Regions from separate parts of the Homo sapiens genome. Here region 2 is linked to region 1. The links are chromatin loops, found by intact Hi-C in ENCODE. Cell type or tissue: OCI-LY7. All regions are shown on one strand. Links, peaks and the distances in the headings refer to the core of each region. The heading gives the core; the rest is flanking DNA. Region 1 has its middle 21 kb from the start of SNHG20. Region 2 holds the start of LOC107985089 (a long non-coding RNA gene).

What was found. Hi-C counts contacts between places; a loop is a spot of excess contacts. Peaks named below come from ENCODE experiments on the same cell type or tissue, not always from the same donor. Only the 100,000 strongest peaks of a DNase experiment are listed, where the experiment ranks them.
Region 2: a loop joins it to region 1, with 5 times the contacts of the local background. A loop is called at or near these places in 29 of 110 quality-filtered maps.

Annotation. Positions count from the first base shown.
Region 1 is chr17:77,059,424-77,075,691 of GRCh38, forward strand. No RefSeq gene overlaps it. Among named protein-coding and RNA genes, the nearest start is that of SNHG20, 21 kb to the right of the region's middle. RefSeq lists a silencer at 7,364-7,658. In OCI-LY7, for the core only: a CTCF peak has its summit at 7,557 (motif pointing left); a DNase peak (open chromatin) is centred at 7,538.
Region 2 is chr17:76,808,814-76,825,081 of GRCh38, forward strand. It overlaps LOC107985089 (a long non-coding RNA gene), which reads left to right and starts at 14,127. Exons shown (of 4, transcript XR_001753021.2): 1 at 14,127-14,168. RefSeq lists a silencer at 3,580-3,780. In OCI-LY7, for the core only: CTCF peaks have their summits at 7,901 (motif pointing right), 8,105 and 11,403; DNase peaks (open chromatin) are centred at 7,918 and 11,428; H3K4me3 peaks cover 383 bases; H3K27ac peaks cover 950 bases.

The DNA of each region.
Region 1 (16,268 bases), core at 4,429-12,428:
GTGCCTGTAATTCCGGCTACTCAGGAGGCTGAGGCAGGAGAATGGCTTGAACCAGGGAGTTGGAGGTTATGGTGAGCCAAGATCATGCCACTGCACTCCGGCCTGGCAATAGGGTGAGACTCCGTCCCCCTCACCCCCCCAAAAAAGAGAAAAAGATGGTTAATGTTTTTTATACAGAGACAGAGTCTTACTCTGTCACTCAGGCTGGAGTGCAGAGGTGCAATCTCAGCTCACTGCAGCCTCGAGCTCCTGGGCTCAATCATCAATCCTCCTACCTTAGCCTCCCAAAGTGCTGGGATTACAGGTGTGAGCCACCGTGCCTGGCCCAAGAGGGCTAATTTTATGTTATGTAAGTTTTGCCTGAATTTAAAAAAAAAAGTCATACTAATGGCATCTATCAAGCCAGGCTTTCACACAAAATAGCCCTTTATAGTCAAATTATTATTATTTTTTTAGAGACAGGTTCTCACTCTGTCACCCAGGCTGGAGTGCAGTGTCGTGATCATGGATCACTCGAATCTTGACCTCCTGGGCTCAACTGATCCTCCCGCCTCAGCCTCCGGAGTAGCTAGGACCACAGGTGTGCACCACAGCACCTGGCTAATTTTAAAATATTTTCTAGAGACAGGATCTCACTATGTTGCCCAGACTGGTCCCAAACTCTTGACTTCAAGCGATTCTCCCGCTTGTTCGTGTCCCAAAATGTTGGGATAATGGGCGGGAGCCAGTGTGGCCACTGATGGTCCAATTCTTTCTTCCTCTTTTGCTGCCCGTCTCTCACAGCCTGCCCCTTAGCCTCCGACTGTGAAGTTTAGACCCGAATTGGTCACACGGCACCTGTTCTCATCATCCCATTCTCTCCCCTTCCTTCGCTTGGTCCATAATCTGTATTTGTCAGAGAAAGGACTTCAGTTGCCGTGGGGATCTGAATGGACTTTGCTGAGGATTTTGGACCTTATTTTTATTTTTCAGACCATGTCTAAAAGAAACAAACGGCCCCAAGGCAGGGTTTGGGTGGCAGCCAAGCTACTGTGAGGTTCAGCTCTCCTGCTCACGCAGGACAAAGGGATGCACACACGGGTGGAGAAACATGGGGGTACTTTTTGCAATGGATGTGGGAAAGGGAACCACCAAGACTGTTATTGGCTGGGCACGGTGACTCACGCCTGTAATCTCAACACTTTGGGAGGCCGAGGTGGGCGGATAACTTGAAGTCAGGAGTTCGAGACTAGCCTGGCCAACATGGTGAAACCCTGTCTCTACTAAAAATACAAAAATTAGCCGGGTTTGGTGGCGCACACCTGTAATCCCAGCTACTGGGGAGACTGAGGCAGGAGAATCACTTGAATCCGGGAGGTGGAGGTTGCAGTGAGCCAAGATAGCACCACTGCACTCCAGCCTGGGCGACAGAGCAAGACTCCATCTCAAAAAAAAAGAAAAAAAGACTTCTATTTGGTGGCCTGTTTGCCTTCCCCATTACACTTTCACTGTGAGCTCATCAAGGGCTGGGACAGTGTTCTTCACTCCATTTCTCCAATGCCTGGGTCGTATCACGGACTTGGCACATGGGAGGAACCTCGTCAGTGTTTCATGAGTGAGTGAAGCCCACTCAGCGTTTGATGATGGATGAATGTTTGGATTCATTAACGAATGTGAATCACACCTCAAGCCGAGCTCCACATTAGATTCACCTGGGGAGCTTATCAACAGCCCTGTGATGGCTGCACCTAAAAGCAATTAATTCTGAATCTAGGGGTAGGGATGGGGCCCAGGCCTTAGGATTTTTTTTTTTTTGAGACGGAGTTTCGCTCTTGTTGACCAGGCTGGAGTCCAGTAGCGTAGTCTCAGCTCAGTGCAATCTCTGCCTCCCAGCTTCAAGCAATTCTCCTGCCTCAGCCTCCCGAGTAGCTGGGATTACAGGCACCCACCACCATGCCCGGCTAATTTTTGTATTTTTAGTAGTGATGGGGTTTCTCCATGTTGGCCAGGCTGGTGTCGAACTGCTGACCTCAAGTGATCTGCCCACCTCGGCCTCCCAAAGTGCTGGGATTACAGGCGTGAGCCACTGTGCCTGGCCCAGGCTTCAGGATTTTTAAGAGCCTCCCAGGTGATCTCAAGGTGCAGCCAAGGTTGAGAACCACTCACAGACAGAATGGGACATCTGGGACCTTAAAATTTCACACTAACATTTAGACACCGAAGTCCATGCAGAGGACATGGAAACCAAATAGAAACTAACAAGAAAGACACGAAAAACGACGGAAGCTGTGAATCAGGGCATAAAGATACAAGATATTGAGATCATACATAAAGAACCAGCGGGCATGGAACCGAGGGAAGGGCTAGCGCCTGTCCCGTGGGCCAGCACTTGCTAAGAGCCTGTTTTGTTCATGACACTCCCAGGAGCTGTGCTGTCTCAGTGAAGAGCATTACTTAGGAAAATCCCATTCTTCCCCCTTGACATCTCAATGACTTGGCTCCTGCCCAAACCCCCTGCTCAGGGTGGCTCTGGCCTTTGTTTTTCTCAGATTTGGTCTAAACAGTGAGGTTCTGGCGCCAGCTCGGACAGGCTCCCAAGGCTGTTCAAGTTTCAGGACGTTGGCAAACCAATTGTTCCATGGGACCATTATTTAAAAATAAATTATGTAAACTTAGAGTTACATCAATTACATAAAAAGATAGTAGATGCTCAAAACATCACTACTAATTATTTTACTACATTTTACTGCTATCTATGCTCTTTTAAAAATTTTAAGTGGGGACAGTTTCATTTTTTTTACTTTATTTTATTTATTTATTTATTTATTGAGATGGAATTTTGCCTTTGTTGCCCAGGCTGGAGTGCAGTGGCACCATCTCGGCTCACTGCAACCTCCGCCTCTCGGGTTCAAGTGATTCTCCTGCCTCAGCCTCCTGAGTAGCTGGGATTACAGGCCTGCGCCACCACGCCCGGCTAATTTTGTATTTTTAGTAGAGACGAGGTTTCTCCATGTTGTTCAGGCTGGTCTCGAACTCCCGACCTCAGGTGATCTGCCCGCCTCAGCCTCCCAAAGTGCTGGATTACAGGCATGAGCCACCATGTCTGGCCTGTTTATTTAGTTTTTGAGACAAGATCTTGCTCTGTTGCCCAGGCTGGAGAGCAGTGGTGGGATCATAGCTCACTGAGGGCTGGGTGTGATGGCTCACGCCCCTAATCCCAGCACTTTGGGAGGCTGAGGCGGGTGGATCATTTGAGGTCAGGAGTTCAAGACCAGCCTGGCCAACATGGTAAAACCCGTCTCTACTAAAAATACAAAAAATTAGCTGGGTAGGGTGCTGCACACCTGTAATCCCAGCTACTGGGGAAGCTGAGGCAGGAGAATGGCTTGAACCTGGAAGGGGGAGGTTGCAGTGAGCTGAGATCACACGACTGCACTCCAGCCTGGGCGACAGAGTGAGACTCCACCTCAAAATAAATAAATAAATAAACAAACACATATATACATACATACATACATACATACATACATACATACATACATACATACATAGCTCCTTGTGGCTTCGAGCTTCCAGACTCCTGCCTGAGCCTCTGGAGTGGCTGCGATTACAGGCTCAAAAGGTCCTCGGCTCCAGCCATCTTGCTTCGGTCAGACCTGCATCAAATCCCAGTCTTTCCCATCCTTTCTCAGTTGGTGACACATTGATGAACTTCCTATATGATCAGGATCCACCAGGGATGGCGCACAGCTGCAATAGAGCAGTATCTGTCAATTGCCATTGAACCCCAAGGCCAACCCTGCCTGTTGAAGTGTGTGTCACTTGGATGCTGGGGAGAAATTGTGCTTTATCTGTAAAGCTGGAACACCTTTCCTCTAAACAGCAAATGATTGTTCACGATACCCAATTATTTCTTTCTAAATAATTATTTTTTTCTAATTTACTTTTGAAGCATAATGTACATACATTGACATGTACATATCTTTTGTTGTTGTTGTTGTTGTTGAGATGGAGTCTCAGGCCGGGCGAGGTGGCTCACGCCTGTAATCCCAGCACTTTGGGAGGCCGAGGCGGGCGGATCACGAGGTCAGGAGATCGAGACCATCCTAGCTAACATGGTGAAACCCTGTCTGTACTAAAAAATACAAAAAATTAGCCGGGCGTGGTGGCGGGCGCCTGTAGTCCCAGCTACTCGGGAGGCTGAGGCAGGAGAATGGCGTGAACCCGGGAGGCAGAGCTTGCAGTGAGCCGAGATTGCGCCACTGCACTCCAGCCTGGGCGACAGAGCCAGACTCCGTCTCAAAAAAAAAAAAAAAAAAAAAAGAATCGCCTGAACCCAGGAGGTAGAGGTTGCAGTGAGCTGAGATCATGCCACTGCATTCCAGCCTAAGGGACAGAATGAAACTCCGTCTTGAAAAAAAAAAAAACCGGGTGCAGTGGCTCACACCTGTAATCCCAGCACTTTGGGAGGCTGAGGCGGGCAGATCACTTAAGGTCAGCAGTTCAAGACCAGTCTGACCAACAAGGTGAAACCGTGTCTCTACTAAAAATACAGAAAATACAAAAATTCGCCAGGTGTGGTGGCATGAGCCTGTAATCCCAGCTACTCAGGAGGCTGAGGCACAAGAATCACCTGAACCCCAGAGGTGGAGGCTGCAGTGAGCCAAGATCGTGCCACTGCACTCCAGCCTGGGCAACAGAGCGAGACTCTGTCTCAAAAAAAAAAAAAAGAAAAAAAAAAGAAACAGGGTCTTGCCGTGTCATCCAGGCTGGAGTGCAGTGATTCAAACATGGCTCATTGCAGCGTCGATCTCCTGGGCTCAAGCAGTATTCCTGTCTCAGCCTCCTGAGTAGCTGGGACTACAGGCACTGACACCACAGCCAGCTAATTTTTTTATTTATATTTTTAGTAGAGATGGGGTCTCGCTGTGTTGCCCAGGCTGACGTTGTACTTTTGGTCTCAAGTGATTCTCCTGCCTTGGCCTTCCAAACTGCTGGGATTACAGGTGTGAGCCACCATGCCTGGCTGGCTTCTAGATTTTGAATCTCTATGTTGGAATTCAAAATAAACTTCGTTTGGCCAAGCAATTATTCTCTGCCTGTCTTCCTCTGGCTCCAGGTTTCAAAGACCCCTGAGGACAGAGAACTTCAAAAGGACCTCTGAATTTTGACCCTCAGGCCTCACCTTGGCACTAAGGCAGAGAGTGACAGGCCCTGAGGGGAGGGCCAGCGATCAGACAGCTTTGTCTAGGACATGGGATTGGAGAAAAGTCATGATATGTGAGTATAGTAATTTCCTGTTGCTACTGTAACAAATTGGCCACAACTTCAGCAGCTTAAAACAACACAAATGTATTAATTAGTTCACAGGTCGGAAGTCCAGGTTGGCTTGGCTAGTTTCTCTGATCCAGGTTTTATAAGGTCAAAGTCAAAGTGTCAGCCAGGCTGGGTTCTTATCAGGAGGTTCTAAGAAGAATCCATTTCCAACACCATCAGTTCCTTGAAGTGGCAGGATGGGGATCCTCTCTGTGCTGGCTGTGAGCCGGGGTCACTCTGTCCTAGACGTAGGCAAGCAAGCCCAGCCGCAAAGAACCCCGCTGCACTTTACTTAAACTACAGCTTCCCAACCCATTTTAGCCATGGAGCTCTTTTTTCACATAACCTCTCTCTCTCTCTCTCTTTTATTTATTTATTTATTTTTTTGAGACAAGGTCTTGCTCTGTCCCCCAGGCTGGAGTGCAGGGGTGTGATCACAGTTCACTGTGGCCTCCCAGGCTCAAGCAATCTTCCTGCTTCAGCCTCCCATGTAGCTGGGACCACAGGCACGCGTCACCACACCCAGCTAATTTTTATATTTTTTGTAGAGATGGGGTCTCGCCATGTTGCACAGGTTGGTCACAAACTCCTGGGCTCAAGCAATCTGCCCTCCTCAGCCTCCCAAAGTGCTGAGATTATAGGCGTGAGCCACCACGCCCAGCCCATAATCTTTTTTTTTTTTTTTTCCAAGATGGAGTCTCGCTCTTGTCGCCCAGGCTGGAGTGCAATGGCACAATCTCAGCTCACTGCAACCTCTGCCTCCCGGGCTCAAGCGATTCTTCTGCCTCAGCCTCCAGAGTAGCTGAGATTACAGGTACCTGCCAGCACGCCTGGCTCATGTTTGTATTTTTAGTAGAGATGTGGTTTTGCCATGTTGGCCAGGCTGGTATTGAACTTCCGACCTCAAGTGATTTGCCTGCCTCGACGTCCTGAAGTGCTGGGATTACAGGTGTAAGCCATTGCGCCCAGCCCATAATCTTTCCTAAGGTTCCGAAAGATATTAATATTTGGGGAAAAGTGAAATGGGAGCTTGTGCAATTTTTGTATCCCTAAAGTTTCATTGCTTCCTCTAAACTCTTTCTCACGACAATTTTAGCTCCCCTTCTCTTGTCCTAAGGTTTGGCTTTTGCACAGCTGGAGGGCATTTCTTGTACAGGGTGGGCTAACCAGGCCCAGGTCCTGCTTCAGCCCTGACTCCAAGGCTCTGATTCGTGACATCATGCAAGTTTCTGAGCCTTTCTGAACTTGGTTTCTTCTTCATTTTGTTTGTTATCTCAAGGGTGGTTGTGAGAACTAAATTGGGCAATGCACGCAAAATGCTTGGCCCATCATTTGCGATTGATAAATGTTACTCATCATTATGGGTTTTTTTTTAAGAACTAAAAAGTCTTCACTAACCTTCCCCTTTGCCTTTTTATCGCTGTCAACATCAGGTACCAAGAGCCTGTGAAGCATCTTACAAGGTGGCTGCAATTTTGGCTCAGGGAAACTAGATGTGGCCAGACTTGCACATAAATGACAATGGATGCTTCTCCCAAAGTTTCCAAAAATCTGGATGAACTAACCCAGAAGGATCCTGTCTGAATAAAGAACACTGCTCCAAGTGACCAGGAGGCCTCGATCTCTTTCTGCACTTATGGAGAGGGAAGGCTGTGCAGAAAGCTGCCCGTGGAAGGGACACACAGGTCCCTAATCTGACCCATAAGCATCCCACCCACCCCAGGGACCCACTGCAACCTGCTGCTGTGGCTCCCCACACACCTCCCTGGGCCTCCTTGACCTGACAGGTGAGCACTGCCTGACCCAGCAGCCTCTGGCCAGGTAGCCCCTGTGGGGAAGAGCTGCAGTTCTGGACAGCTGCCTGCTTCAAAATGGAGAGCCCAGGTGGCCTCCCCAAGGGCACCTTCTTCCTCTTTCTAAGTCAGAGCCAGCTAAGATGAATTTCTCTTGTACATGGTGGGCAAACCAGACCCAGGGCCAGTTTTGGGCTCTGTGTCCAAGACACTGATTTGTGACATCAGGTAAGCCTCTGAACATTTCTGAACTTGGTTTCTTCTTCACGTGAAAGCTCCTGGGCTTTCAAACCTCCATCCTCCCTGAATAGTGACTTTTGCCCCTGCCTTGTCCCTCACAGACACAGCTGGCTGCGGCGTCCTCCCTTTCCCCTCCCAAGGGGGCCGCCCTGCCTCTGCCCACCATGGGCATGTGGCCATTGCCGCTGGTTTAGACTTGGTCCAGCCTCAGTCTTGACTGCCATCTAGTGGCTCCCAGACTCCTGCTGGGATTCAAGTTCTCTGGTGAGAACTAAACTGATTTTTGTATCTTGCCCAAATTCCTAAGGGGTCTGGGAGTCATGACCTATAAATCAAAAATTCTCATCAGATGGGTTTTATTTAACCCTATATATTGTGATTTACTTTCCAACCTGACTCTGGCATAACATTACGAGACAAGGAAGAAAATCAAAATACTTTACCCCAAAACATGTTTCTTTGCCATATCTTGAAATGGCCCTGCAAAGCTGTCCTTTGTGGGGGAAAATTTGCATCTGTAAAGAATCTCTATTAACATAGCTAGCTCTTTTTCTTCCAGGCCCTCCCAATCCGAAACAGATTAACTAAAGCATCTTTTAGGTCCGGCGGGCATGATGGCTCACACCTGTAATCCCAGCACTTTGGGAGACCGAGGCAGGCAGAGCCCTTGAGGTCAGGAGTTCAAGACAAGGCTGGCCAACATGGTGAAACCCCGTCTCTACTAAAAATACAAAAATTAGCTGGACGTGGTGGTGCACGCCTGTAATCCCAGCTACTCAGGAGGCTGAGGCAGGAGAATCGCTTGAACCTGGGAGGTGGAGTTTGCAGTGAGCTGAGATCGCGTCACTGCACTCCAGCCTGGGCAACAGAGACTCCGTCTCAAAAAAACAAAACAAAAAAACCAAACACTATTTGTTAGATTTAGGGCCCACCTTTAGCATGACCTCGTTGTGAACCCAGAAGTACCTGAGAGACATCTCAATCAATTTGGAAAGTTTATTTTGCCAAGGTTAAGGACGCACCCGTGACACAGCCTCAGGGGGTCCTGACAGCATGTGCCCAAGGTGGCTGGGGCACAGCTTGGTTTTACACATTTTAGGAAGACATGAGACATCAATCAATATGTGTAAGATGTATGTTGATTCGATCTGGAAAGGTGGGACAACTTGAAGCAAGGGGCTTCCTGATTATAGGCAGATAAGAGAGAAACAGTTGCATTCTTTTAGCCTCTGATTAGCCACCTGATTACTGCATACACCATTTACCTGTGAGAGTAGTGTAACGGAATGGTCACTTATACCAGCGTCCAGCCTGGCTCAGTGAAACGATGGCGGCAAGGAAGCAGATATGCGTTTGCCTCAGGTGAGCAGAGGGTGACTTTGAGTTCTGTTTGTCCTTTGTCTACCGAATTTTCGTGTGGGAAAATTGTGAGAGAGGTGTGTAGCTTTTTTTTTTTTTTTTTTTTTTTTAAATCTTTGCAGTTCCCAGCCTTTGGCTTAGTGATTTCAGGGTCCCAAGATGTATTTGCCTTTTACATCATCTTTTTCTTTCTTTCTTTCTTTCTTTTTTTTTTTTTTTGAAACAAAGTCTCACTCTGTTGCCCAGGCTGGAGTGTAGTGGTATGATCTCAGCTCACTGCAACCTCCGCCTCCCAGGTTCAAGCGATTCTCCTGCTTCAGCCTCCTGAGTAGCTGGGATTACAGGCTTGCGCCACCACATCCAGCTAATTTTTTATATTTTTGGTAGAGATGGGGTTTTACCATGTGGCCAGGCTAGTCTGGAACTCCTGACCTCAAGTGATCTGACCACCTTGGCCTCCCAAAGTGCTGGGATTACAGGCGTGAGCCACTGTGCCCAGCCTACATCATCTTCATTACAGCTGCAAAGACCCTTTTACCAAGTAAGTCACATTTACAGGTACCAGCGATTAGGACTTGAACATATCTTTTGGAGGATACTGTTCAGCCCAAATCAGCCCTAAAAGACAGACCACTCAAGCCCCTCAGCTGAGTGGCACCTCCTCTTGGGCAGTGGATACGGGAGAAGATGCTCTCACACTGGCCTCTGAGGGACCAGTGTCCAGACAATTATTCTGAGTGTGAAAGAATGTTCTAGAAAGCCAGGCTGTCTTGGGTAAAGTGGTTAGCCTTAAATATGTAAAGGAAATGTTTACCAGATTAGCTCCAGAGCCCCTGGGAAGACAACAGCCAGGCAGTCAGGGATGTGCTGGCCAGGGGAAGATGTTGGATTCATCCAGGGCATTGGGGATAGCCAGAGCAGGGCCCCACAGTCTGGAGGATCTGGTGCTGAATGAGCAGTACCAGAGGGAAGGCTGCTGTCCCCTCCCCAGTCTCCCGGCCTGCTGCATCCCAACAGGTATGAGTCAGGTGGGTGGGGTGGATGCTAGAAGAAGCATGAGAAATCTTGGCCGAGTAAAGCTCACCCTGTTTCAACCTCATCTCTCTTAAACCAAGGTCATGCTCAGCCACACTGGGGAAACTGAGGCAGCCTTCTGCACTCTCCAGACCACAGGGGCTTTTTCAATAACTGTTTGGTTTCCTGTGGCTGCCATAACAAAGTAACAATAACTGAGTAGCTTACACAACAGAAATTTCTTCTGTCACCACTCTGGAGGCCAGAAGTCCAAGATCAAGGTGTCAGCAGGGTTGGTTCCTTCCACGGTTTCTGAGGGAGGCAGCTGCTCCCCGACTCTCTCTTTGGCTTATAGATGGCATCTTCTCCCTGTGTCTCTGCACATCAGCTTCCCTTTATGTGTATAACTGTGTCAAAATTTTACTTTTTTTTTTTTTTTTGAGACAGAGTCTCCCTCTGTCCCCCAGGCTGGAGTGCAGTGGCATGATCTTGGCTCACTGCAACCTTCGCCTCCCAGGTTCAAGCGAGTCTCTTGCCTCAGCCTCCCAAGTAGATGGAATTACAGGAGGCTGCCACCACACCCAGCTAATTTTTGTATTTTTAGTAGAGACAGGGTTTCACCATGTTGGCCAGGCTGGTCTTGAACCCCTGACCTCAAGTAATCCACCCGTCTCGGCCTCCCAAAGTGCTGGGATTACAGTGTGAGGTACAGTGCCTGGCCCAAATTTTACTTTTTTTTTTTTTTTTTTTTTTAGACAGAGTCTCGCTCTGTCGCCCAGGCTGGAGTGCAGTGGTGCGATCTCGGCTCACTGCAAGCTCCGCCTCCCGGGTTCACGCCGCCATTCTCCTGCCTCAGCCTCCCGTGTAGCTGGGACTACAGGTACCCGCCACCACGCCCGGCTAATTTTTTGTATTTTTAGTAGAGACAGGGTTTCACCATGTTAGCCAGGATGGTCTCGATCTCCTGACCTTGTGATCCGCCCACCTCGGCCTCCCAAAGTGCTGGGATTACAGGCGTGAGCCACCACGCCCGGCCTAATTTTACTTTTTATAAGGAAACTGGTCTTTGGATTAGAGCTCATCTTGATGACCTCATCTTAACTTGATTACTTCTGCAAAGACCCTATTTCCAAATAAGGGCAAGTTCTGAGGTCCTGAGGGTTAGGACTTCAACATATGAAAGACAGCAAGTGACACCTTTTCTCTGATGAGAACTGACCAGGAAGGTACAGGTGCTGCCCTCCAGCCAAGCACCACACCGTCAGACAGGCCTTCCACGAGGCTCTCATGAAATGCTGATCTGTGAGAATGTTCCAGGCAAATTAAATATCCAGCACCGAAGAAGCCAAGTGGCTTGGAAAAATGCATGTAAGGCTTCAGAAAAGACGGAGCAGTTGGACAGACAAGTGAGACAGCGCTAATTGGCAGCCACGTTTTGTTTTCTCCCCACAGCTGCCTCATGAAATTGTCAAACAACCGTACATGTTGAAGCCGTGAAATTAAAGACGTTAAAAAAACGGGCTAATGTTCTCAGAGACCACGCTTTAAAGACAGCTTTTGTTCCATATTCTGGGTTTTCTCAATCAGCAGAAAACACTGTGTCTCCAACTGACAGGGGCACAAAGAGATAAGAGGGAGACACCGTCATGAACATTTCTAGAGCAATTTTCTCTTCTATCTTATCACTGCCTTCAAGACACATTATTTTCATCTGAAGTGTGGTTCCAATTTGGGGAGTAAAAAAGCCTTTTCGTCTCTCTCATTCCTCTTTTTTTTTTTTTTTTTTTTCCTCTCTGTCTCCTGAGGGAAGCTTTGGGGAAGAACGTTCCTCCACTCTCCATGGTTTTGGAATCCCATAAAATATGCCAATGACTGGAGTGTTTTGGATTGATAAACGCCTTTCCAACCCACCATGCGGCTCCAGTACAAGCTGTCATGGCTACTATGCAAACCTGGTGCGGGGATGACCAACGTGGCTCACAGAAAGCAGGTGGGAGATGCAGACATGAAGAGGAGCCTGTCTGCCACTCTCTTTCCCCACTCCTCCCACCTCCCGAAAGCTGAGGGTGCTAAGGGCTGGGCAGATAGCTGTGGGGGTCCCATGTATGCCATTTTTTTTTTTTTTTTTTTGAGATGGAGTCTTGCTCTGTCACCCGGGCTGGAGTGCAATGGTATGACCTCAGCTCACTGCAATTGTGAGCTTCCCAGGTTCAAGTGATTCTCCTGCCTCAGCCTCCTGAGTAGCTGGGATTATAAGCACGCACCACCGCACCCGGCTAATTTTTGTGTTTTTAGTAGATATGGGGTTTCACCATGTTGGCCAGGCTAGTCTGGAACGCCTGACCTTATGATCCGCCCGCCTGGGCCTCCCAAAGTGCTGGGATTACAGGCGTGAGCCACCGCGCCCGGCCTCCATGTGCGCTTTATCCACCATTCCCTTCTCAGGCATTCCTCGCTTTCTCAAAGCCAAGGCCTGCATTTGTGTTTTCATCCGCCCATCACCAGTGACATCTGTGAAGCCAGCTTTATCATTCTGGCTTCAGAAGCGCCTTGTTCTTTGAGTACTTTAAAAACAGAAGTGGAGGGCCCGGAGGCCAAACCTTCCCTGTTCTTTTTCGTATCTGCCCCTGCAAAACCGGATAAAGGAGATTTCAAGAGCAATTTGGTGGGTGACAGCAACGGCCAGCCTCAGGGATGGTCTGAGCTCCTGGGACCTGGAGGCCACCCAAACTACTTGGGCAGATGAAGACAAGATCAAGATAACTGACTGCAACCTGGAGAAAGCACTTCTCACAGAATAGAAAAAAAAAAAGATTCTGGGTCCTCTTCTTGTTAGGCTTTCTTCAGATGGCTCTTGAGATCCACCTTGATGGAGTGGTTCTATCTTCCCTTCCCCTTCTCTCCCCTTTCTTTCCCTTCTCCTTCTTTTTTCTTTTCTCCTTCCTTCTTTCCTTCCTTCCTTCCTTCTTCTTTCCTTCCTTCCTTCCTTCTTCTTTCCTTCCTTCCTTCCTTCTTCTTTCCTTCCTTCCTTCCTTCTTCTTTCCTTCCTTCCTTCATTCCTTTCTTTCTCTCTCTCTCTTTCTTTCTTTCTCTCTCCTTCCTTCCTTGCTGTTCTGCAAATGGAGCAGGTTCTATCTTTCTGACTTTGCCTGAAAGGACTGAAGCAAGTGAACACTAGGGATAACATTTTTTCCTTGAGTAAAATCACCCTAGAAGGAAGATAACTGTGGTTACATCTAACTCAGGGGAGTTCCAGAAATAAATAGTGCATGCTGGACTTAAGTGTGTCCTTGAAAATAGCCATGACACTGAGCTTTTCTTTCTTTCTCTCCCCTCTTTCCTTTTCCTTCCTTTCTTAAGCAAAAGTGTGAAACCAGCTTGTGACATTTTCCCACTGGCAGGGGAGCTAGGGAGATGGGGTGAAGGGAAAACATGAGGATTGTAATCAAATGTTTAACTGGTTTATTGAGCAATCTCAGACTCAGGGGATATAAACATAAAATGGTTTTATATTTTCTCTAATCAATGCCTTCAGCCACACTCTGTCAAATTCCACTTTCTATCTCCAAATGACATTTTAAGCAGATCCTATATTTTTTTCTGATCATTTTCAGTTATTAGAAAGCTTTCCAGTTTTAAACCACAACCCCATGTCTAATTCAAAGCTCTGAGGTCCCATTCCCCCTGCAGCAGCCCAGCTGTGGCTCTGAGATAAGAATGGAGGTGCTCTCCATCTCTCTCTGAGGCTCTGGTACCACCTGCCCCCGGGTGGTCTCCATGGAGATGGTGTGCCCATCACTCCCCACCCGCCATGTTTCCTGGAGTGATGTTTAGACTGACACTGGACTTCTCCATTACTGAAGATACCTTCAGAAAGGGATGTCCAGCCAGGTGCGTGGCTCACGCCTGTAATCCCAACACTTTAGGAGGCTGAGGCAGGTGGATCACCTGAGGTCAGGAGTTCGAGACCAGCCTGGCCAGCATGGTGAAACCGCATCTTTCCTAAAAATTAGCTGGGCATGGTGGCAGGTGCCTGTAATCCCAGCTACTCAGGAGGCTGATGCAGGAGAATCGCTTGAACCCAGGAGGCGGAGGTGGCAGTGAGCTGAGATCACGCCATTGCCCTCCAGCCTGGGTAACAAGAGCAAAACTCTGTCAAAAAGAAAGAAAAAGAAAGAAAAAGAGAAGAAAAGAAAAGTAAAGAAAAGAAAAGAAAAGGGATGTCCATATTTCCCTTCAAGCTCTGCCAGTGGTCCATGCCCTTACCACCTTCTCTGGGTGAGATGTCCCTCACTGAGGGCACCCTGGGCGGGTCACGGCTCCTGCTTCCCTTTGGTATCATGGTCGTTCACACGGAGCCACAGGTATCAATGAGGTCCTCTGCAATGTTTTCTAAGTGCTGTAAACATATGGGTGGGGGACTCCCTATCCTTTTCTCCTGGGCAATTGCATCACAGTCCCTACCTGCGCAGCCATCACCAGCTGCTCCAGTCGGATTCTTTCAAGATGGGAAGCAGACCCCGGTCTCTACGCTCACATATACACTATACTCCTGGGAACCCAGGCCAAGCTCCTGGGCACACCTTCTCCATACCCCAGGCTGTCCTGAGAGCAGGAACAAAGGAGACTGCAGACTTGGCAGCTCTGTAAGCATCTGGCAGGGAGTGAGCTGCCCATGGCCTCTGCTTGCCGGCACCCCCAGTCTTGAAGAGTTATCTTCCTGGAGCCCCACTTGTTTGACTTGGCTGAGAGGGAAACACAGCCTCAGTCGACTTAGGTTTGGGGGAAGAACTCCTGTCCCCTCCCTCTACTAGAATGACAGTATGTAGAATAACACCATAATATATTAAACATCTATAATTAAAACAATTCCTGTACATGATTTCATTTACAATGAGAATATTCTACTGTTACCTCCATCTTATGATAAGAAAGTTGAGATTTAGCCAGACATGGTGGCTAACACTTATAATCCCAGCACTTTGGGAGGCCAAGGCGGGCAGATCACCTGAGGTCAGGAGTTCGAGACCAGCCTGGCCAACATGATGAAACCCCATCTCTACTAAAAATACAAAAATTAGCCCCACATAGTGGCACGTGCCTGTAATCCCAGCTACTCGGGAGTCCAAAGCAGGAGAATCGCTTGAATCCGGGAGGTGGAATTTGCAGGGAGCTGAGATCGTGCTGTGGCACTCCAGCCTGGACAACAGAGTGAGATCAGTCTCAAAAAAAAAAAAAAAAGAAAGAAAAACAGAAGGAAACTTGAGATTTAGGGGGGGATAAGTAATTTGTTCAAGATTGCACAAACAGAAGGGTATATTAGTCAGTTTTGCTCTGTAACAGAGAAACCTCACACATCTCAATGGCTTACAGCAAGTCTGGGCAAACTACTGCCACATCTAGCCCACTGCCTACTTTTCTGTAGCCCATGAGCTAAGAATAGTTTATGTTTTTAAATGGTTAAAAAAAGAATCAAAAAAGGAATATTTCCCGACACAAGAGAATTATGTGAATTTCCAATTTTAGTGTCCATGAATAAAGTCTTATTGGGCCCAGCCATACCCATCTGTTTCTGTGTTGTCTGTGGCTGCCTTTGTACCACAGGGGCAGAATTGAGAAACTGCAGCTGAGACTGTCTGGCCCTTTACAGAAAAAATTATGCCAACCCCTGTCAACATTTATTTTTCTCACGCACAGCTCTCCGGGTTGGCCGGGATCATCTCCAGGTTGCAGGTTGGGTTCAGGTTGGCCCCATCTTCATCATTCTGGGCCCAGCGGCCACCCAGGGCATAGTCTTCTCGTGGCAGATGGAGGAAGCACAGGAGAGATGAGCAAGAACACGTGAGCCCACTGCAGGCCAGGCGCGCCGTCGTTTCCTCGCTCACCACACACTCTGCACTTTCTAGCAAGAGTCACTGCAAGATCACGTTTGGGAGGATGGGAATTTATCATTCATAGACCAGGAGGGAGTAAAGGATGGGAAGTAAGGATCTCAGGGACTGCAGTTGGGGGATTCAGGACTTGAACTCAGGGCTGCCTGACTCAAGAGTCTGTGTGCTTGTTCCTCTGCTACATGGACTTCTGTCCTAGGCAAACTGTTAGGTTAAGAAAAAAAGAGTGGGCTGTGTGCAGTAGCTCATGCCTGTAATCCCAGCACTTTGAGAGGCCAATGCGGGAGGATTGTTTGAGCCCAGGGGTTCAAGACCAGCCTGGGCAACATAAGGAGACCTCCTTCTCTACAAGAAATACAAAAATTAGCTGGGTGTGGCTGTGGTCCCAGCTACTCGGAAGGCTGAGCTGGGAGGACTGCTTGGGCTCAGGAGGTAGAGGCTGCAGTGAACTATGATCACACCACTGCACTCCAACCTGGGTGACAGAGCAAGAGCCTGTATTTAAAAAAAAAAAAAATTGCCAGGTGCAGTGGCTCAAGCTTGTAATCCCAGCACTTTGGGAGGCCAAGGCGGGTGGATCACGAGATAAGGAGTTCAAGACCAGCCTGGCCAAGACGGTGAAACCCCGTCTCTACTAAAAATAAAAAAAAAATTAGCCAGGTGTGGTGGCGGGTGC
Region 2 (16,268 bases), core at 4,797-12,796, 250 kb before region 1:
ACGCCCCAGTTAATTTTTGTATTTTGAGTAGAGACAAGCTTCCACCGTTTTGACCAGGCTGGTCTCGAACTCCTGACCTCAAGTGATCCGCTCTCCTCGGCCTCCCTTAAAGTGCTGGGATTACAGGTGTGAGCCACCGTGCCTGGCCTTTGCTAACTCCAAGTTTTTAGACAAAGTTATGTTCCTTTAACCAATTGCAGATTAAAGAATCTCTGAGTAGGCCAGGTGTGGTGGCTCATGCCTGTAATCCCAGCACTTTGGGAGGCAGAGGTAGGCAGATCACTTGAGGTCAGGAGTTTGAGACCAGCCTGGTCAACAGGGTGAAACCCCATCTCTACTAAAAATACAAAAATTAGCCAGGCGTGGTGGTGTGTGCCTATGGTCCCAGTTACTAGGGAGTCTGAGGCAGAAGAATCACTTGAACCCAGGAGATGGAGGTTGCAGTGAGTTGAGATCGTGTCACTGCACTCCAGCCTGGGCGACAGAGTGAGACTCTGTCTTAAAAAAAAAAAAAAAGAATCTTTGAAGCTGGACAAGGTGGCTCACACCTATAATCCCAGTACTTTAGGAGGCCAAGGTAGGAAAATCGCTTGAGCTGAAGAGTCGGAGACCAGCCAGGACAACATGGCAAGACCCCATTTCTGCAAAAAATTTAAAAATTAGCTGGGTGTGGTGACGTGCTCCTATAGTCTCAGCTACTTGGGAGGCTGAGACAGGAGGATTGCTTGAGCGTGGGAAATCAAGGCTGTAGTGAGCTATGATTGTGACACTGCACTCCAGGCTGGGTGACAGACTCTGCCTCAAAAAAAAAAAAAAAAACCAAAAAAAAAAACTCTGAATCTGCTTATGATTTGTAAGCCCCTACTTCAAGGTATCCCACCTTTTTGGACTAAACCAATGTGTATCTTCCATGTATAAAATCAAACTGTAGGCCGGGGACAGTGGCTCACGCCTGTAATCCCAGAATTTTGGGAGGCCGAGGCAGGTGGATCACTTGAGGTCAGTAGTTCTAGACCAACCTGGCTAACATGGTGAAACCCCATCTCTTCCAAAAATATAAAATATCAGCTGGGTGTGGTGGCACGTGCCTATAATCCCAGCTACTCGGGAGGCTGAGGCAGGAGAATCACTTGAACCCAGGAGGTAAAAGTTTCAGTGAGCCGGGATCGTGTCACTGCACTCTAGCCTGGGTGACAGAACGAGACTCTGTCTCAGAAAACAAACAAACAAAAAAACCAACTGTATGTAGCCCAACCACTTCTGGTGCGCTTTCTTAAGCCTTTTTGAGACTGTTACCCCAGGCCACAGGCACTCCTATTGGCTCAGAATAAACCTCTTTAAAACATTTTACAGAGTTTGGTTTTTCGTTAACTATCTTTTTTTTCTCCCCTCTTTGGGTACAGGGTCCTGCTCTGTTGCCCAGGCTGGAGTACAGTGGCATGATCTCACTGCAGCCTTGATTTCCGGGCGCTCAAGTGATCCTTCTACCTCAGCCTCCTGAGTAGCTGGGATCACAGGTGTGGACCACCATGCCTGGTTAATTTTGTTTGTTTTTTGTACGGACAAGGTCTCTCACGATGTTGCCCAGGCTGGTCTTGAACTCATAGGTTCAAGCCATTCTCCTGCCTCGGCCTCCCAAAGTGCTGGGATTACAGGTGTGAGCCACCACACCCCGCTGTCCTGTGCAGATTTTTTTTTTTTACCACTTGTCTCTCTGTGTTGGAAACTGCAAGGTATTCACAGTAAAGCCAATTTTTTTTTTTTTTTTTTTTGAGACAGATTCTCGCTCTGTTGCCCAGGCTGGAGTGCAGTGGCGCGATCTCAGCTCACTGCAACCTCTGCCTCCCGGGTTCAAGGGATTCTCCTGCCTCAGCCTCCCGAGTAGCTGGGATTACAGGCATCCGCCACCACACCTGGCTAATTTTTATATTTTTAATAGATACAGGGTTTCACCATGTTGACCAGGCTGATCTCAAACTCCTGACCTTGTGATCCGCCCGCCTCGGCCTCCCAAAGTGTTGGGATTACAGGCAGGAGCCAAGGCGCCTGGCCGGTAAAGCCAATTTAAACTCAGTGGAGCCTGCAAGCATTAATTAACACTTCTGTTTGAAAATGGTAAAGTGACAGAGCCTGCCAAAGAAAGGCCTCAGAGCTCTCTTTACCAGAGTTGCCGGGAGTGAAGAGATGAAAAATGACCTTGGGGGAGCTTCAGAATTAATTTCATTTCATGCAAAGAAAAACAAGGTTAAAAACATTTCAAGGCAATAAAGTATCTTCAAGTGCCAGCACTGGGCAAATAAACCAGCAGTCCCAGGTGGTGGGGGAGAAGTGATCAATGGAGCAGGGTGTGTGCCAAGCAGGGGACTTCAGTGTCAGTGCCGCTCTATGCTGTCTAAGAAGGGGGAGGTGGGAGTTACACAGTCAGTGTGTCTTCAGGGTCAGAGAGATGCACTCTCGGAGTCCCTGTCACTGGTTTTTAGGCTGCTGGTTGATCTGAAGGCACATGTTTTCAATTCTGCAGCAGCTGCGGGCCTTCCTAGTTCCTGGAGCCTTGCTCTTTTTCTTTCTTTCTTTGTTTCTTTTTTTCTTTTTTATTTTTTTTGACATGGAGTCTAGCTTTGTCGCCAGGCTGGAGTGCAGTGGTGCGATCTCAGCTCATTGCAACCTCCACCTCCCAGGTTCAAGCCATTCTCCTGCCTCAGCCTCCCACATAGCTGGGACTATAGACGCACACTACCACGCCTGGCTAATTTTTGTCTTTTTAGTAGAGATGGGGTTTCATCATATTGGTTAGGCTGCTCTCAAACTCCTGACCTCAGGTGATCCACCTGCTTTGGCCTCCCAAAGTGCTAGGATTCTTTTTTTTTTTTTTTTTTTTTTTTTTGAGACAGAGTATCACTCTTGTCCAGGCTGGAGTGCAATGATGCCATCTCGGTTCACCACAACCTTCGCCTCCCAGGTTCAAGCGATTCTCCTGCCTCAGCCTCCTGAGTAGCTGGGGGTACAGGCATTTGCCACCATGACCAGCTAATTTTGTATTTTTAGTACAGATGGAGTTTTTCCATGTTGGTCAGGCTGGTCTTGAACTCCCGACCTCAGGTGATCCCTCCACTGCAGACTCCCAAAGTGCTGGGATTACAGGAGTGAGCCACCACGTCCAGCCGGGATTCTTTTTAGGAGATGGGGTCTTGCACTGCTGCCCAGGCTGAAGTGCAGTGGTGCAATTATAACTCACTGCAGCCACCAACTCCTAGGCTCAAACGATCTTCCTGCCTCAGCCTCTCAAGTAGCTGGGACTAGTAGTATGTGCCACCATGTCTGGCTAATTTTTTTTTCTTTTTTGTAGAGGTGGGATCTTGCTTTGTTGCCCAGGCTGGTCTTGAACTCCTCAAGCCATCCTCATGCCTCGGTCTCCCACAATGCTGGGATTGCAGGTGTGAGCTACAGCGCTCCCTGGACAATCCTCTCTCTATTCTCAGAAGGGTTTCTCAGCCCAGCCCCTTTGACATTCAGAGTTCATCATTTTTTGTGGTTGTGTATGGCGTCGTGGGGGGCTGTCCTGTGTATTGCAGGATGTTGAGCAGTGCTCCCAGCCTCTGTCCAGTAGATATCAGGAGCTCTCCCTCCTGAAGTTATGACAACCGGAACCACCCCAGGTGTTGTGAAGTATCTCCTGGGAGCAAAACTGTCTCCCTGGCTCCCTGAGAAGCACTGTTGTGGGGAGTGGCAAGAGTTAGCTGAGTCTGAAGACTTCTGAGGCACTCAGAATTGAAAAGGGACTGCTGCGGTTTGGAATGGGTCAAGTTTATCTCTTTGAGTAAAACTGTCTCCATGGGCTGGGTGTCTGACGCCTGTAATTCCAGCACTTTGGGAGGCCAGGGCAGGTGGATCGCTTGAGCTCAGGAATTCAAGACCAGCCTGGACAACATGGTGAAACCCCATCTCTACGAAAAAAAAATTAGCGTGCGTGGTGGTGGGCGCCTGTAATCCCAGCTACTCGGGGGGCTGAGGTACAAGAATTGCTTGAACCCAGGAGGGCGGAGGTTGCAGTGAGCCGAGAGTGTGCCCCTGCACTCCAGCCTGGGCAACAGAGTGACCCTATCTCCAAAAAATAAAAAAAAAGTTTTCACATAATTTAGCACTTAATTGTTTGGTGGGTGTGGTGGAAAGAATCATGAGTGCCCAAAGATGCCCATGTCCTAATACACAGAGCCTGTTACCTTATATGGCTGTGATGAAGTTAATGATTTTGAGAAGGGGATTGTCCTCGATTATCTGGGTGGGCCCAGTGTCATCATGGGGCTCTTGTAAGAGGGAAGCAGGAGGGTCAGAGTCACAGAAGGAGACGTGATGATGTCATGTCAGAAGCAGAAACAAGAAACCCGGCACGGTGGCTCACACCTGTAATCTCACACTTTGGGAGGCTGAGGTGGGCAGATCATTTGAGCCCAGGAGTTCCAGACCAGCCTGGGCAACATAGTGGGACCCCATCTCTATAAAACAATACAAAAATTAGCCAGGCACACACTGCCTGTTGTTCCAGCTACTTGGGAGGCTGAGGTGGAAGGTTTGCTTGAGCTCAGGAGGTCAAGACTGCAGTGAGCTGAGTTTATGCCACTGCACTCCAGCCTGGGCAACAGAGAGAGAACCTGTCTCAAAAAAAAATTTTTTTTTAAAGAGACATTATTTTTTAGAGCATGTGTAGGTTCACAGCAAAATTGAGCAGAAAGCATAGAGTGCCCACATATCCCCTATTCCTCCTCCCCCACCCATAACCCCCCGACTATCAACGTCCTCCATAGAGTGGGTTTGTTACAACTGATGAACCCACATTAACACATCACCATCTCCCCAAGTCCCTAGTTCACACGAGGGTTCACTCTTGATTCTATGGATTTTGACGAATCTATATGGCATGTGTCCACCATTATAGTGGCACATAGAATAGTTTCACCAAAATTTTACCTTTTTTTTTTTTTTTGAGAAAGGGTCTCACTCTGTTGTCCTAGGCTGGTGCACAGTGGTGTGACCCTTGGCTCACTGCAACTTCACTGCAGCCTGAGACCTCCCAGGCTCAAGTGATCCTCCCACCTCAGCCTGTGGCTACAGGCACACACCATCACACCCGGCTAATTTTTGAATTTTTTGTAGAAACAGGGTTTTGCCAGGCCTGGCGCAGTGGCTCATGCCTGTAATCCAAGCACTTTGGGAGGCCGAGGTGGGCAGATCAGGAGGTCAGGAGTTCGAGACCAGCCTGGCCAACATGGTGAAACTTCGTTTCTACTAAAAATACAAAGAATTGGCTGGGGGTGGTGGTGCACGCCTGTAATCCCAGCTACTTCAGAGGCTGAGACAGGAGCATCACTTAAACCCGGGAGGCGGAAGTTGCAGTGAGCTGAGATCACGCCATTGCACTCCAGCCTGAGCGACAGAGCAAGACTCCATCTCGGAAAAAAAAGAGTTTTGCCATGTTGCCCGGGTTGGTAACCCCTGAGCTCAAGCAATTTGCCCACATGGTCCTCCCGAAGTCCTGAAATGACAGGTGTGAGCCGCTGTGCTGGGCAAAATTTTATTTTTTATTTTTTTTATTTTTTGTGAGACAAAGTCTTGCTTTGTTGCCCAAGCTGGAGTGCAGTGGTGTGATCTTGGCTCACTGCAACCTCTGCCTCCCAGGCTCAAGCGATCTTCCCACATCAGCCTCCCAAGAAGCTGGGACTACAGGTGTGCACCATCATGCCAGTTAATTTTTGTATTTTTTGTGGAGACAAGGTTTCATCATGTTGCCCAGGCTGGTCTTGAACTCCCGGCCTTAAGGAATCCACCTGCCTCAGTCTCCTGAAGTGCTGGGATTACAAGCGTGAGCCACTACACCCCAGCAAAATTTTACTTTTAATGAAGACTGCGGACCACAAGAAATGCTAGCATTGTCAGTATTGGCTCACTCAGTAGGTACCCAGTGTCATTCCCAGACAGCTTCACCTAGCACCTATAACTTTGGCCAGTTGTCTACTAAATTATTTGTTATAAGGAGGAGCAGGCAAGAAAGATCAGTGTAAAAATCACCCCAACTGTATGAAAAATGTTTAAAGCATGCCTCCTTATTGGGATAAATTCTGCAAATCCCCAGCTCCTACTGTAGGGTAGAGGAAAGGAATACACCAGAGAGCAAAAGCCACAGAGCTGTGCCCTCCCAGAACCTCCAATCCAACACAGCATCACACAGAGCTTCAGCAACACTGGCTGTGCACAGTCTGCACACCCGGAACAAGCCAGGATTTGCCCGGATAAAACAACACAACTTTCTTATGAGACATTCGAGCTGGGCTTTCAGCTCCTAGCAAAGTCCTATGTCAAACAAGGCCAGGCCAAGCTCCAGGATGCCCGACCCCTGGGCAGGTTTTCTCTCCCAAGGTTTCCTCTTTCCTCCAGTTTGTTGCTTGCCCTGTCAGGGTCTGAGGAAGGATGACAACAGAGAAACCTAGATTCTGGTCCCATGTGGGCATCTGCAGGCAAGTCATAGACACTCTGGACCAAATATCCTCATCTGAAAATAAAGGTTTGGCCATGATGGCTTCCAGGGTGTCTGTTAGTCAAGAAATATTCTGGGCCTGGTGTGGTGGCTCACATCTGTAATCCCAGAACTTTGGGAGGCAAAAGCGGGAGGATTGCTTGAGGCCAGGAGTTCAAGACCAGCCTGAGCAACATAGCAAGACCCCCATCTCTACAAAAAATAAAATAAAAATTAGCTGGGCATGGTGGCATGCACCTGTAGTCCCAGCTACCCAGGAGGTTGAGATGGGAGGATTGCTTGAGCCTAGGAGTTCAAGGTTACAGTGAGTTATGATTGTGCCACTGCACTCCAGCCTGGGCAGCAGAACAAGATCCATCCCAGCACTTTGGAAGGCCGAGGTGGGTGGATCGTGAGGTCAGGAGTTCGAGACCAGCCTGGCCAACATGGTGAAACCCTGTCTCTACTAAAAAAAATACAAAAATTAGTTGGGCATGGTGGTGCGCGCCTGTAATCCCAGCTACTCGGGAGGCTGAGGCAGGAGAATGGCTTGAACCTGGGAGGCGGAGGTTGCAGTGAGCCGAGATTGTGCCAGTGCACTCCAGCCTGGGCGACAGAGCAAAACTCCATCTCAAAAAAAAAGAAGGGAGGAAGGGAAGGGAGGGAGGGAAGGAGAGAAGGAAGGAAAAGAAAGAAAAGGAAGACAGGAAGGAAGGAAGGGAGGGAGAGAGGGAGAGAAGGAAGAAGGAAGGAAGACAGAAAAAGAAAGGAAGGAAGGAAAATGCTCTCATTCGGCTGGGTGCAGTGGCTCACGCCTGTACTCCCAGCACTTTGGGAGGCCAAGGTGGGCGGATCACCTGAGGTTGGGAGTTCGAGACCAGCCTGACCAACATGGAGAAACCCAGTCTGTACAAAAAATACAAAATCAGCTGGGCATGGTGGCACATGCCTGTAATCCCAGCTACTAGGGAGGCTGAGGCAGGAGAATCACTTGAACCTGGGAGGCAGAGGTTGCAGTGAGCTGAGATCGCGCCATTGCACTCCAGCCCGGGCAACAGAGCAAAACGCTGTCTGAAAAAAAAAAAAGAAAAGAAAATGCTCTGATTCTCACCCAGGTGGAGTCCCTGCAGGACCCATGCTCACCACTGTTTCTATGTCCCTAGTCAACCAAACACCACCAACCCTTAGCTAGTAGCTTCAGATGAATTCCAAATGCCTAGGCAAAAGTTTTAGCCATGGCCCTCTGGCCTTCTAATCCTTCATGGCTTACCAAATTAACAAATTCCAGGCGGAAATGGTCTCTTGAAGTGTGTAGGAATCACTGTGCTGTTTTTGAAGTCTTGCATGAAAGAAACCTCAGGGCTCGGAGACCAGGCTCACATCCTTTCGTGCCCTGCAGAGGGCGACCCGCTCTTGCAATCGGATTTTCTGTATTGTGAGGGAGTTACTGTGAAGTGTGCCTCCTTTTTGTGTGGCTAACCCCCAGGGCTGGGACGGAAGAGGAATTGAACTGGCATAGTAAATTAAAATGCAATTTGAACTTCAATGCAGCCTTTCAAATGAGGCTCTGCTGCGCTCTCCTGACACCCCTCCTCAATTCTTCTCTGGGGTGGCATGGAGGTATCTGATGTTCCTATTTAAATCCCTGAGTTCATACACTGTCCTTATCTGTCATTTCCTCTTTGAAAGGCACTGAGAACTCAATTCAGGGAAAATTGAAAACCTTTCCAGATATTACTGTTTTGAAAGTGGTTTTGCCAAAAAATATAACAGCAAATAAACTCTAGTAAGAATGAGATTCATTTAGCTCTTGTTGCCTTTGACCTCAGAAGAAAACATCTAACAGGAAGCCTAGAAAGTCACAGTTAAATATATAAATTCATTTTGAACTAAGAGTCCTTTTTTTTTTCTTCAGCACTAGAATTCCTGCAGTAGAACAGGTATATATATATGTATATACATTTTTTTACATCAAAACCACTTAGACCAGGTGCGGTGGCTCATGCCTATAATCCCAGCAATTTGGGAGGCCAAGGCAGGTGGATCACCAGAGGTCAGGAGTTTGAGACCAGCCTGGCCAACATGGTGAAACCCCGTCTCTACTAAAAATACAAAAATTAGCCGGGTGTGGTGGCGCATGCCTGTAATCCCAGCTACTCGAGAGGCTGAGGCAGGAGAATCGCTTGAACCTGGGAGGTGGAGGTTGCAGTGAGCTGAAAATACGCCACTGCACTCCAGCCTGGATGACAGAGCAAGACTCCGTCTCAACAACAACAACACTTAATGCTGCCTCAGGTTGCTAAGAGGAGCCTGGAGAGTGGAAAGTTGTGTGCACAGGAGAGACTTTAGTCCACTGTCATTTGTGCCTTTACCATTGTCGTCTTTTCAGTGGCCCTTATTATTGGGGAGTTTTGCTGCTTGTAGTCATTCAATGACATTTTCCTCTAGCCCTCAGTGACTGCTGCAATCCCCTTTTCTTTTCTCTTTCTTTTTTTTTTTTTTTGAGATAGGGTCTTGCTTATTGTCCAGGCTGGAGTGCACTGGTGCAATCACAGCTCGCTGTAGCCTCGATCTCTGTATTAGTCCATTCTCACACTGCTATAAAGAAATACCTGCAACTGTGTAATTTATAAAGAAAACAGGTTTAATTGGCTCACGGTTCTGCAGGCTGTACAGAAGGCATGGCTGGGAAGGCCTCAGGAAACTTACAATCATGGTGGAAGTTGAAGTTCCATATCTGGAGCAGGAGGAAGAGAGGGGGGAGGGGCTACATACTTTTAAACAACCAGATCTCATGAAAACTCACTGGCACAACAACAGCCAGGAGGAAGTCCACCCCCATGACCCAGTCACCTCACACCAGGCCCCTCCCTCAACACTGGGGATTATAGTTCTACAGGAGATTTGGGTGGGGACAGAAATCCAAACCATATCAACCTCCCAGGCTCAAGCAATTATCCCACCTCAGTATCCCAAGTTGCTGAGACTGCAGGTGTGCCAGGTGTGCACCACCATGCACAGCTAATTATATATATATATATATATATATATATATATATATATATATATATTTTTTTTTTTTTTTTTTTTTTTTTTTTTTTAAGAAATGGGTTCTCACTATGTTGCCCAGGCTGATCTCGAACTCCTGAGCTCAAGTCATCCTTCTGCCTCGGCTTCTCAAATTGCAAGAATCACATGCAAGAGCCATTGAGTCCAGCCCCTTTGCTTTTCTACGTGAACTTAGTATGGGAGTTATCAGGTTGATTCTGGAGGTCATTTGTCCCTCACCTGCATTCAAGGAATAGATTCTCCCATCCTCAGTGTTTGCCATCAGAAAGACGTAGCTGCCATCCAACTTAAGCTGCCCTTGCTGGAATTTAGATGAATTTTCCTGTTATCTTTATAGGGTGAGTCGGTTACCCTTCTGTAGTGGGTGAAGTCGTGTCCCCCAGAAAAATATGTCCAAGTCCTAACCATCGGTACTTGTGAACTTAACCTTATTTGGAAATAGGGTCTTTGCAGATGTCATTAAGTTGAGGATCCCCAGAGGAGATCATTCTAGATTCAGAGTACCTACTACATCTAATGACTGGCATCCTTATAAGAGAAAGGAGAGGGAGATTTGAGACACAGAGACGCATAGGGAAAGGTGACATGAAGATGAAGGCAGAGGCCAGACATGGCAACTCACACCTATAACCCCAGCACTTTGGGAGGCCAAGGTGGGTGGATCCCTTGAAGCCAGGAGTTTGAAACCAGCCTGGCCAACATGGCAAAACCCCATCTCTACTAAAAATACAAAAATTAGCTGGGTGTGGTGGTGTGCACCTGTAATCCCAACTACTTGGGAGGCTGAGGCAGGAGAATCACTTGAACCTGGGAGGTGGAGGTTGTGGCGAGCCGAGATCATGCCACTTCACTCCAACCTGGGTGACAGAGTAAGACTCGGTCTCAAAAAAAAAAAAAAAAAAAAAAAGATGAAGGCAGAGATGGGAGCGACGCGTCGACAAGCCAAGGAACTCCAGCTATTGCTGGGAGAGGGCGTGGAATGGATTCTTCCTTGGAGGCTCCAGAAGGAACCAGTCCTGCCAACACTTCGATTTCAGATTTCTGGCTTCCAAACTGTGAGAAAATACCTGTCTGGTGTTTTAAGCCACCCAGCTTGTGATAGTTTGTTATGGTGACCCGAGGAAAGTAATACGCCTTCTCTCCAGGGCATTAACATTTGGGCAAGGGTGTGTAATGATTCTCTCATTTTTAACTTCCAGTTAAATAATCCTGTTTTTGAATAATTTATGTTCTAAGACTTCCATTTTTAGATGCTTTCCTTCTGTGCCCCCTTCCCTTGGGCCACTGCAGACTTCCCTTGGCACTTCTTCTTCTCCCAGAGGTCACCTCCCAGCAGGCTCTGCTCCGGGGATGCCTGGTGGGTGGAGGGCTGCCTCTTCCCCCACTTCACTGGGGTGGGCTGCTTACATCTTGAGGCTCAATCACATGCATCAGAAGCTGCAAAGTCCCAGAAGGCAGATATTGTTTTCTCCTACCTTGTCCTCAGTTTGCTGTTGATTTCCTAAAAATAGACTTTACCTTTTAATAACTTCCTAGCTTGCCATAATTGCCAGGTCCCATGCTGTTGGATAGATGGGACAGGCAAGAGCTCGGCAGCCACTGTGAGTCCCTCCTGTAGGGGAGGGCAAATGGCAAGGGTTGTCCCAGAGGGCCCCAGAGTGCTTGGCCCAGGTGAGCCCTGCTCTGAAAGGAGAGACTTGGATCCCCTTTGCCCTAACCTGGGGCCAAGCTCTGAAAGGACAGAGGTTCCCTTCTGCTCTGAGCTGCCTCCTCTGGGCTTGCAGGAGAGGGGATAGCAAAGGCTCTACCCAACCTCAGCAGCTGGGGGAGTCCAGAGGCCTCTGGAGTGCTCTGCAGGTGGGCAGCCTGGGGCTCTCCACAGTGTCTCAAGGGACAGCTTCCCCTGGGGCACCACAGTGGGAAAGATGCCAGGCAGAGAAGTTCCCTTTTTCCTCCGGGCTGTGTTGAAAGGTGGTTACTGGAACCACTTACTCTGTTAACAAAAATCAACTGTCTGTCCTTAGGTTATGAAGGGTGGGGGATGGAGGGCGCAGTGTGGGGAGGGAAAGTTGGAGTCGGGGGTGCATAAAGGGAATTGACTTTGCAGTCCCAACTCTTCTTTTCTAGAATCCAAGATTCAGTCTCCCCTTGGATGACAGCGTCTCTCTCTATGTCTAGTTTTGTAGGATGGGGATCCAATTTTATTAAGGTAGAGAGGGCAGGTCCTTGCCATGCAGGAGGCAATCAGGAGGAAATCACTCCAGAGCAGTTGGCATGCTCTCAGGTCCATCTGGCACCTGCCCCAGGGCTGCCTTGCTAGCAGAAACCATTCTGCCCTTAACCTCCGGTACCCTGCCAAGGAGGTCGCCATTCCTGGGGCATCTGCTGCTATTGGGAGCAGGCTTCCTGGCCAGGGGCCAGCTGTGAGGGCCCCTTTTCTAGGAGCAGAGTAGGAAGCCATGCGGTGTGGGCACAGGCTGCCAACATGATGATCCTCTCCCTATGCTGCCGAGAGGGGCCTTGGGGACAGAGAAGCTTGGGTTCACATTACATCCCCCCACTTCTTAGATGTCACCCTGAGCAAAGGTGTAACTTTTCCAGGCCTCGATTTCACTGCAGCACTCAAGAAATGGCTACTTCATGGGGTTAAGGTGAGCATCATTTAGGGGGTGCTCAAATGGTCCTTTGATTAGGTATAAATAAGGAGTGAGACCACTTTGCACAGAGGAGACCCTCAATAAATTCAGTGAATCAGAAACATCACAATTATCCCCTTCTCCTGAGAGAAGGAGCATGTGGACCAATGCCAGCCTAGATCAAAATGCTGGTCGTCCTTTTTTTTTTTTCTTTTTTTTTTCCTTGAGACAGACTCTTGCTTTGTTGCCCAGGCTGGAGTGCAGTGGCATGATCCCCACTCATTGCAACCTCCGCCTCTTGGGTTCAAGCAATTCTCTGGCCTCAGCCTCCAGAGGAGCTAGGACTACAGGTGCATGCCACCACACCCAGCTAATTTTTGTATTTTTAGTAGAGATGGGATTTCACCATATTGACCAGGCTGATCTTGAACTCCTGACGTCAAGTGATCCACCTGCCTGGGCCTCCCAAACCGCTTGGATTACAGGCGTGAGCCACCGTGCCTGGCCATCTTTTATTTATTTATTTATTTATTTTGAGATGGAGTCTCACTCTGTCACCCAGGCTAAAGTGCAGTGGCGTGATCTCAGCTCACTGCAACCTTCGCCTCCCAAGTTCAAGCAGTTCTCTGCCTCAGCCTCCCAAGTAGCTGGGATTACAGGCTCCCGCCACCATGCCCAGCTAATTTTTGTATTTTTAGTAGAGACGGGGTTTCACTATCTTAGCCAGGCTGGTCTTGAACTCCTGAGCTCTTGAACTCAGCTCAAGTGATCCACCCGCCTCGGCCTCCCAAAGTGCTGGGATTACAAGCGTGAGCCACCGCACCTGGCCCATGTTTTCTTTTTTTTTTTCTTTTTCTTTTTCTTTTTTTTTTTGAGATGGAGTCTTGCTCTGTTTCCCAGGCTGGAGTGCAATGGCGCAATCTTGGCTTACTGCAACCTCCACCTCCCGGGTTCAAGCGATTCTCCTGCCTCAGCCTCCTGAGTAGCTGGAATTACAGGCGCCTGCCACCTCGTCCAGCTAATTTTTGTATTTTTTAGTAGAGATGGGGTTTCGCCATGTTGGCCAGGCTGGTCTCGAACTCCTGACCTCAGGTGATCCACCTGCCTCAGCCTCCCATAGTGTTGGGATTACAGGCATGAGCCACCATGCCCGGCCCACCTTTTCCTTTTAAACAATGGATTTTGCCACTTGATCTGGAGCTGGGGTCCTGGAGGCCTGGGTCAGGATGGGAAAGGGGGTGGGGTCAGCCCTGGCTGTGGCAGAGAGGCTCCGAAGCTCTGGACCCGGCAGAGTGGAGTGCAGGAGGCTCTGTTCCTCTTCTGGCACGGGGCCAGTGGATGCTGGCCTCCACTCAGCATCACTTCATGGTGACATCAAGCCCGTGATCTTCAAGGCACTTTGTCAGTGTACAGCCAGCAGCATTATGTTGGAGCTGTCCCTCATCTTTGCAATCATCTAGTTCAAGCTCCTCTCTTCTGCAGCTAAAAACGTGGGTGCTCATGCTGAGATCACCCACAAGCACTGCCCAGCTGTCACTTGGGCCTCTGAAGGAGGCCAGTGAGGAGGAGGAGTGTGTGGGGCCACTGGGCCTAGCACCCTCTGGGTATGAGCCTGGGCTTTAGAATGAGGTGGAAGGTGGAGGAGGTGGGTATTGGGAAGCGGCAGGAGGGCTTTTGGGAAACTTGGAATTCCCACTCTCAGTGACGTGTCTTAGGAGCCCCCTGGAACATTTCTATTTCAACTGAGTTGATCTGAGGAACTCTGACCACCATTTTCACCCAGTGGCATTCAAGGTAAGGAAAAGCGAATATTTTTTCTTGTTGTTGTTTGAGACAGGGTCTCGTCTGTCACCCAGGCTGGAGTCCAGTGGCACGATCACAGCTCACTGCAGCCTCAACCAACCAGGCTCAAGCAATCCTCCTACCTCAGCCTCCCGAGTAGCTGGGACTAACAGGTAGGCACCATCATGCTCGGCTACTTTTTGTATTTTCTTTTTTATAGAGGTGGGGTTTTGCCATGTTGCCCAGGCTGGTCGCAAACTCCTGGACTCAAGTGATCTTTCTGCCTCAGCCTCTCAAAGTGTTGGGATTACAGGCGTGAGCCACCGCACCCGGCCATAATTATTTTAAATAGAGTTGAAGTCTCACTGTGTTGCCCAGGCTGGTCTCAAACTCCTGAGCTCAAGTGATCCTCTGGCTTTGGCTTCCCAAAGTACTAGGATTACGGGCATGAGCCAGGGTGCTTTGCCTAATTTTTAATTTTTTTGTGGAGACAGGGTCTTGCTATGTTACTCAGGCAGATCTTGAACTTCTAGCCTCAAGCAATCCTCCTGCCTCAGCCTCCCAAAGCGCTGGGTTTACAGGCGTAAGTCACTGCTTTTGGCCTCCTCTAACCTTGATTCTGTATTCCCCTCTCCTGGGTGCCTGTGCACACATACACACACACATTCACCCGCTTATACATTTGCACATGCACCTGTACACTTGCACACTCTCCCTCATAAACTTTTTTTTTTTTTTTTTGAGACAGAGTCTCGCTCTTGTCACCCAAGCTGGAGTGCAATGGCATGATCTTGGCTCACTGCAACCTCTGCCTCCTGGGTTCAAGCGATTCTCTTGCCTCAGCCTCCCGTGTAGCTGGGATTACAGGCATGTGCCACCACGCCCGGCTAATTTTTGTATTTTTAGTAGAGACAGGGTTTCACCATGTTGACCAAGCTGGTCTCAAACTCCTGACCTCAAGTGATCCACGCACCTCGGCCTCCCAAAGTGCTGGGATTACAGGCATGAGCCACCGCGCCGGGCCCCTCATAAAGTCTTGCACACACTCAAACGCTCACCCACCACACCTACACACACCACACACACTCCCTGTCCTGCACACCTCTGCACACACGCACCTGCCCAGAGCACCTTGCTGGTTCCCCCGCTCCTGCTCTTGGATGGTTGAGCTTTGCCGAGACACGTCTGGAAGTGGAGTTGATCTGCTCACCCTCCGTTTTGCTCCCCCGACCCCAGCCCTTCCTGGGCTGTGTCTCCTCTTGACTGTCCTTCAGCTGCCCGCAGCCTTGCCTTCAGCATCCTTCCACCCACCTTGAGTGTTCCACCGTAAACCTACCCCCTGCTCTGGGATTCGCCTCATGCTTTCCTGAGCTCAGTGCCATCCTGCATTTCCCTCTTCAGCTCCTCTCCTCACGGTCAGCCGGGCTGAATAGGGTCCCTCCCTCCCTGCCATTTGATGGCCCATCGGTTGACTGATTCCTGTCCTCTCATGCGGCTGAGCATAGCCGGGGTGTTAGTTTCTTGTGGCTGCTGTGATGAATGACCACAAACCGGATGTCTGGACAGCAGGTATTTTTTCTCTCTTTATTTCTGAGACAGAGTCTTACTCTGTCGCCCAGGCTGGAGTGCAGCGGCACGATCTCAGCTCACTGCAAGCTCTGCCTCCCGAGTTCATGCCATTCTCCTGCCTCAGCCTCCAGAGTAGCTGGGACTACAGACGCCCGCCCCTACACCCGGCTAATTTTTTGTATTTTCGGTAGAGACAGGGTTTCACTGTGTTAGCCAGGATGGTCTCGATCTCCTGACCTCGTGATCCTCCCGCCTTGGCCTCCCAAAGTACTGGGATTACAGGCGTGAGCCACCGCGCCCGGCTGACAGCAGGTATTTATTTCAGTTCTAGAAGGCAGACATCCAAAATCAAGGTGTGGGAGAGCCGTGTTCCCTCCGAAGGCTCGAGGGTAGGGTCCGTTTCTTGCCTCCTCCAGCATCTGGGGGCTCCAGGCACTCCTTGGCTTGTGGCTGCATCACTGCAGTCTCTGCCTCGGTCTTCACGTGGCCTCCTCCTCCTTTCTCCTGCATTTTCCAGGAGGAGCTTAACTCCAATGACAAGTGTCCTTATAAGAGAAAATGGGCCGGGCGCGGTAGCTCACGTCTGTAATCCCAGCACTTTGGGAGGCTGAGGCGGGCAGATCACCTGAGGTCAGGAGTTCTAGACCAGCCTGACCAACATGGAGAAACCCTGTCTCTGCTAAAAATAAAAAAAATTAGCCGGG